Linked DNA regions of Homo sapiens: region 1 is linked to region 2. The links are chromatin contacts, found by Hi-C or POLR2A ChIA-PET in ENCODE. All regions are on one chromosome and are shown on one strand. Each heading gives the region's core, a stretch centred on a gene start or an enhancer-like site at or near the end of the contact. The rest is flanking DNA. Distances are from core to core; before and after follow the strand shown.

Region 1 (3,487 bases), core at 202-2,701, 59 kb before region 2:
CGTTAGTAAACAGCATCATCTTTTATCCTGTTTTGATACTCCGGTGTTTCCAACCAAAGGAAATGTTAAGATGAGGTGGGCCCTCACCTTTATCATCGTCAAGATTTGTCAGGTGCTTACCACGTGCCTAGGCCCTGTTGCTGTCTATCATACACATTGCTTCATTTCATTCTTTTTGGGGTTTTTTTTGTTTGTTTTTGAGACGAGGTCTCACTTTGTCACCCAGGCTGGAGTGTAGTGGTGCCATCTCAGCTCACTGCAGCCTCCGCTTCCTGGGTTCAAGTGATTCTCCTGCCTCAGCCTCCTGAGTAGCTGGGATTACAGACCTGCATCACCATGCCTGGCTAATTTTTGTATTTTTTGTAGAGATGGGGTTTCGCCACGTCGGCCAGGCTGGTCTCGAACTTCTGATCTGAAGTGATCCACCCACTTCGGCCTCCCAAAGTGCTGGGATTACAGGCATGAGCCACTGTACCTGGCCTCATTTCATTCTTGTGACAACTCTCTTAGTGACCACTCTCTTGTGACAACTTTCTTAGACAAAGAGAAAATGAGTCTCATAGAAGTTTTGTGTGAATCTGTTTTCAGACAGCTGGTAGGTGACAGCCAGGAATCATAGCAGGTATTTCTGATTCCAAAGCTGTTATTATTAACCATGCAACTACACCACCTCTCAATGCCCTCAGTCTCTCTATTCTGCCTGGCAAATACCAGTTTCCAACCCTAGTCCTCTAGGATGTCTAAGGCTTTCCCTTGCTTGAAAAACTTATAGACAGGTAAATATAAACAGCAGGAAAATTAAAAAGACAAGTTGAGAAGGAAAGCTATGTTTATATCAGGACGGGTTTTGGCAGGTGAAATGCACAGGCATTTAAGCATCATTTACTGTTTGGAAAAGGGAAACAGATCAGCCCTTCAGGAAAGACATACTTTTTCTGGCTCAGAGCCCCAGGAGGAATTTTAGAGAGTGGCAGAGCTGAAAGGAAGCTCAGAGTTCAGCTAGAGGACCTTTGTTTTCCTTTGACATGAGTCCGCTTGTAAGACAATTTCAGGCATAATGGACACTTTTGATGAGCAGCTTGGAAAGCCGGCCATTTCTTTTTTTTCCCTTCCTTTCCTCCTCCTCTTCTTTTTGATAACAGCTTTACTGAGATATAATTCACATATTATGCAATTCACCCATTTAAAGCATACAATTCAATATCAACCAGCCATTTCTTGCACCATTGAAAGCAGAGAGCCGACTGAACCTCAGCGAGAGCATCTCTGCTGAGGAGAATTCAGTCCAGTTTAATCAAGAAAGCATTTCCTGAGCTCCTGCTGTGCCAGGATCTATGCTGGGTACATTCCTTTCTGGTGATCTCACACAGTGGTTTTCAAAGTGTGAGTCCAGACCAGATGCATCAGCATTATTTGGGAATTTAGTAGAAATGTCCATTCTTAGGCCTCACCTTAAACCTACTGAAGCAGATGGGTGGGGCCCACTGAGCCGGATTTTAACAAGCCTTCCCTGTGATTCCTAGGCATGCTAAAGGTTTGAGGATCAGATCACTGGTGTGACATAATGCCGAAGGTGAGTTTAGAAAAATCAACCTAGGCCATCTTGATCATATTAGGAACTCTAAATGATCAAAACCAGAATCCCATGTTTCCTGCTAGAATAATAGAAAAATGAAGTTCTTCTTTTTGTTTTTTTTGAGACTGAGTCTCTCTCTTTTTTTTTTTTTTTGAGACGGAGTCTTGCTCTGTCACCCAGGCTGGAGTGCAGGGGCGCGATCTCGGCTCACTGCAACCTCCGCCTCCTGGGTTCATGCCATTCTCCTGCCTCAGCCTCCTGAGTAGCGGGGACTACAGGTGCCCGCCACCACTCCCAGCTAATTTTGTTTTTGTATTTTCAGTAGAGACGAGGTTTCAACATGTTAGCCAGGATGGTCTTGATCTCACGACCTCATGATCCGCCCACCTCGGCCTCCCAAAGTGCTGGGATTACAGGTGTGAGCCACTGTGCCTGGCCAAAACTGAAGTTCTTTAAGGAATCCAAGACTATTCTGCCCCCTACCCCAGCAAACCTGCGAGCGGGTGGGTGCTGGCTTGGGTGCCCTCCCATCCCTCCTCCTGTCTCTGAGCACAGCCCTCAGATTCACACTGGTCCCCACCTAGCCTGGCTGCTCTGTTTCCGTCCTCTCACCTTCAAGTGAGAAAAGGTCTGACAAATGAACACATATCCCAATAGGGCTCACAGCAAAGGTTCTCAAACCTCAGCCCCAAGAACCCCCAGGGAAACTGGTTTCCACACAGATGCTGAGGTAGTCTCACAGATTCTGATTCTACATGTCTGGGAACAGTGGCTTTCAAACCTTTGACTGTGACTCATAGAAAGAAATACATTTTACATCATGACCTGAAACAAATATATACAAAAGTATACACACACATATAACTGAAATACAAGGTGTGATTCACTGGGATACATTTATTTTTTTCTATTCTATCCTCTTGTATTCTATTTTTGTTAAAATCCTGGACATGATGACCCTGTAAACTGATTTTATGACCTTCCAATGAGTCTACTCCTACCATCTGAAAAACCCTGGCCTAGGGCACAGCCTGGAACCTATAATGTTAAAAGGTGGCCCACTTGATCCTGAGACAGGTGGTCCTCTGCCACGGCCCCTGACCCAAGGCTAGTACTCTGCATGACATACCATGGTTACTATTGCTATTGTTACTAGCCTTCTGAGAATGGACAACAATGTGCCCAGGGTTTTATACACAGGACTATCATTGCATTGCTTACCTCAATAGATCATTACCAGAATCATTTTCTGTTGACTTGAGATCTCTGAAGTACCAATAGGTGGAGGAAGAGGTTATTCCCAAATAGCCAATTTCCTTCTCCCAAAGACTCCAGAGGGCCTTTTTTAGTTGTCTTTCCTACCACCATAAGAGTTGCCAGGAAAAGGTGTGTATTGGAGCTTTTGGTATCTATGGGCCTATTGTCTCAGCAGCTGGAAAACATCAAGGACACAGCAGATCTGAGGGAATTGGACCTAACCCCCTTAGTCAAAGACCAACATAGCTCCAACATCCGGCTGACTCACTCACCCTCTAATTCAGGGGTTTTCTTTTTCTTTTTTAAAATTTTTATTTTTACCTCGTAGCTCCAGTTTAAAGGAAAATTCAGGGGTTTTCAACCTTCTCCAACTCAATGCCCCTTTATGAAACAGCTGTTTTATATGGCACCCTTTAATACCTTAAAATAAAATTAATATGTAGTATAACCTGCCTAACACCCATTTCCAAAAATTCTAATAATGTTCCAATTGTGATGTAAAGGAGAAATAATAAAATAATATGTGTTTCAACATAAATGCTTAGGCTGACTACAAGAAGACAGAGAAGAAGCCAAATGCTCACACTTGTAAGTGCCATATATTGGACTGCATATTATTTTACCTAACAGACAGGGCTGGCAACTCAAGTGCCC
Region 2 (3,781 bases), core at 1,179-3,678:
AATGGAGAACACAGCATCCATTTCTAGAAGACTCAGAAAATGCATCTGTTTGCAGAAATAATAAAAAGAAAACAAGCCACACATCCAGTCACATAGATGTAAGTGGCTTTTATCTAGCATAAATTGTAGGGAGTAGATGCCCATATAATTTTTAGTTGATAGGCAGCCATTTTGCTGTAGATTATTTATCTTCACAATTTCAACTTCAGGGCTGAATTCACTGAACTCTTTTAAAAATTAGAGAAAAGAAGTCAATGTAAGAAATGTTATTGGCTGCATTTTATTTTAAGGTATATGAGCACCTTTAAATCTCAATATTAGGTCCAATGGATCAATAACTGTTATCGTGGAAGAAACACCACTGTTCAGAAGGGAGTCATTTAATTTCAAAGGAGAAGAGCTGATTTAAGTCTCCTAAAAAACCAGTGATGTGGCCAGGCACGGTGGCTCACGCCTGTAATCCCAGCACTTTGGGAGGCTGAGGTGGGCGGATTACCTGAGGTCAGGAGTTCCAGACCAGCCTGGCCAACATGGTAAAACCCTGTCTCTGCTGCAAATACAAAAATTAGCCAGGTGTGGTGGGTGGTATGCGCCTGTAATCCCAGCTACTTGGGAGGCTGAGGCAGGAGAATTGCTTGAACCCAGGAAGTGGAGGATGCAGTGAGCCGAGATCACGCCTGCACTCCAGCCTGGATGACAGAGCGAGACTCTGTCTCAAAAACAAAACAAACAAACAAACAAACAAACAAACAAAAAAAAAAACAAAAAAAACCCAGTGATGGTCCAAAAAAAGAAAAACCTAGATTTTTTCCTTTCCCAGCTTACAAATCATTCCATCTACAGGCCCTCCCCTCCCACAACAGCCTCGCTAACAACCTACCAAAACAGGGAGGCTGCATTGCTCTTGAACTCTGAGTATCTCTGGGGCACTAATCTTATACTGAAGTACTCCATTATAAAGGTGTCAGGCGAGCTTGCTCTACCACATGAATCATGATAAAAAGGGTAAAAACTGCTAATAAGTACTAAATAGTCTTTGAAGCCTGTCTCTATTCTATGGAGGGTCTGACAAGCCACTCTGCACCATGGGGTGGGGGCGGGTGCAGACTCCCGTCATTCATTCCCAACAAAAAGGGTGGAAGGTTATGGGTACCGCTCTCGCCATAACCTGAACGCTGACCACAAACTCCATTACACTGCACGCCACAGACTACGTCCGGTCTTGGGTCATTTTTAGGCTTACTATCTGTTATGCCTCAGGCATTTCCTGATATTCTAGGAAGGTGAGTTAATTAAAACCACAATAAAAACACAGCAACTCAGAAAAAAATCTTGTCACTATTTCCATTTTTCACAACACAAATGAGATCATTTATTCAACTGCCTACTTGACATTGACATTTGGATGTGAAACAGTGTCGCAAACTTGTCTGCAATCAAAATCGTGATTTTCCCCAAAATTGCTCTTCCCAAAGTCATCTCCATTCCTGCAGATGGCAACTCCATCTCCCCAGCTGCTCTGGCCAAAAACCTTGGCATTATCCTTGGCTTCTCTCTTATTCTCATATCCACATTCTTGTAAGTAAATCCTGGCACCTCCATCTCCACCTTCCAAGTATGTCCAGAATTCAGCCATGGCTACTCCACTACTCCTACTGTGGACTGACTCACTCTCACGCTCCCCTGCCTTGCTGTTAACATACTCCTAACTAGTCTCCCTGCTTCCACCCTTGGCTGCCTACAGTCTATTCTTAAAATAGCAACCAAAGTGATCCTTTTAACATGAAAATCAGATCATGTCACTCTCTGTTCAAAACCTTCCAGTGGCATCCCGTCTTAGTCATTTTGGGAAAAGCTCCAGCCCCACTACAACCCGACCACCACCCAGACACCTCTCCAGCCTAACTTCTCATCATTCACATCATCAGGCTCCAGCCACACTGGCCTCCACAAGCCAGGCACAGTGGTCTCAGGGCCTTTGCATTTGCTGTTTCCTCTGCCTGCAGTGCTCTTCCCCTGGTCAACTTTCCTGCTAGGCCTCTCACCACTTCATAGCTCTGTTCATATGCCATCTTATCTGACAGCACTTCCCTGACCCCTGAAATAAAATCTACCCCATTCTTATTATTTTTTCTACCCTTTATCCTGTTAATCTTTTTTCCCCACATCACTTATTGCTATCTAAAAAATCAATCCATTTATTTGTTTGTTTATATTATGACTCTCCCACCCCTACCCCCAGTGGAATGTAAGCTCTAGGAGGGAAGGAGATTTTGACTATTTGCTCATTGCTGATTCCCTAGGACCTAGGCCATACAGTAAGCACACAAAATAGACACTCAATAGATATTTGCTGAATGAATAAATGGCTTTCAGAGACAGTTTTAAGTGACTAATATGCTTGAAATCTCTTCAAGACAGGGACTATCTCTTGATCATTTTAGCATAATAAGCCTGAGTAAGGGCTGGCTGCATTTCAGATGAGCTGCAGACTGGAGGTGGAAGGGTAGAAAGGAGCCCATAACAAACACACAGTTACCGTAGATAAAGTTCCTGATCTAGTTAGCTCTGGATACGTCAGTTGGGTGGGCATGCAAAGCAGGAGCCCGAGAGCACAGGCAGCAGCTCTGCCAACAGCTTCTCCTAGTTCTCAGGGTCTCCGACAGGGATGCACAGCTGGTGATGCCACGTGGGGCAGGAAAGCTCAATTCTTGTTACATCCCTGCCCTTTCTTGCCCCAGGCTTACATCACCATTCGAGAAGACTTCCTTTCTGCTATGGGAATATTTATGAACATCAAGTTTTCTACTCCTCGAGCCAAACTCAGCATCACCAAGGCCACATTATTATGGGGGCAAGTGGGTGGTCCCTGAATAGGACCTCAGCCACCAGCTCTGCTAGGCCCAGGATGCTATTCCCTCACAGTCCACTCCCTCCTTCTGATTCCCCACCATTTTATCTGGGTGTTTTGAATGCCGCAATGGTTGGCAAACCATGGTAACAAATCCCTTTCCAACTACATTCTACCCCACAATTATCTTTTAAAAGATTTAAACAATAAGAAAAATAGCATATATTTACCCACGTGGCTACTATTTGCAGTGATCTTTATTCTTTGTGAATAAAGATACCAGACAGAAATAATAAAAAAAAAAGATACCAGATAGAAATAGAGATCTTTATTCTTTGTGAATAAAGATCTCTATTTCTATCTGGTATCTTTTTTTTTTTGGAAGATATTTTCACTGGGTATAGAATTCTAGGTTTTTCTTTTCATACTTTATTGTTATTATTTTTCACTAAACATACAACCCTGCTCAGGGTGTACCTGTGTGACTTTGGCACACCTCTTTATCCTTTGATCTTCTAGTTGCTGACCTGAAGAAAAGTGAATAATGACGATGATACCACCTGCCCAACCCATTCATGAGGGATATTGGTCTGTAAAATTCTTTTTTTGTAATATCTTTGTCTGATTTTGGTATCAGGATAATGCTGGTTTTACAGTGAGTTGGAAAGTACCCCGTCCTCTTTAATTTTGGGGAAAAATTTGTATAGAATTATTTCTTTTTTTTTTTTTTCTTGAGATGGAGTCTCACTCTGTCGCCCAGGCTGGAGTGCAGTGGTGCGATCTCGACTCACTGCAAGCTCCACCTCCTGGGTTCACGCCATTCTCCTGCCTCAGCCTCCCGAGTAGCTGGGACTACAGGCGCCTGCCACCACGCCTGGCTAATTTTTTGTGTTTTTAGTAGAGACGGGGTTTCACCATGTTAGCCAGGAT

What was found. A loop is a pair of places that touch in the nucleus more often than their neighbours do. ChIA-PET counts read pairs that join two places held with the same protein, here RNA polymerase II (POLR2A). Pooled maps may share reads with other maps.
Region 1: a loop to region 2 is called in a map of endothelial cell of umbilical vein, with 5 times the contacts of the local background. The contact joins two enhancer-like sites. A Hi-C loop is called at or near these places in 6 of 168 maps with a recorded cell type or tissue (PC-3, PC-9, aorta and 3 more), 2 of 37 single-sample maps with no recorded cell type and 8 of 50 pooled maps. POLR2A ChIA-PET finds 5 or more read pairs at or near these places in 1 of 52 experiments (activated T-cell).

The regions. Positions count from the first base shown.
Region 1 is chr5:154,366,100-154,369,586 of GRCh38, reverse strand. The region is part of intron 4 of GALNT10 (polypeptide N-acetylgalactosaminyltransferase 10); the gene reads right to left. Among named protein-coding and RNA genes, the nearest start is that of MIR1294, 21 kb to the right of the region's middle. Within about 2 kb of position 1,451, at least 15 of the 41 ENCODE cell types and tissues checked have a DNase peak (open chromatin) inside an H3K27ac peak, as active enhancers do; they include PC-3, PC-9 and endothelial cell of umbilical vein, where a contact is called at or near this core.
Region 2 is chr5:154,307,423-154,311,203 of GRCh38, reverse strand. The region is part of intron 3 of GALNT10 (polypeptide N-acetylgalactosaminyltransferase 10); the gene reads right to left. Among named protein-coding and RNA genes, the nearest start is that of MIR1294, 38 kb to the left of the region's middle. Within about 2 kb of position 2,428, at least 3 of the 41 ENCODE cell types and tissues checked have a DNase peak (open chromatin) inside an H3K27ac peak, as active enhancers do; they include PC-3, PC-9 and endothelial cell of umbilical vein, where a contact is called at or near this core.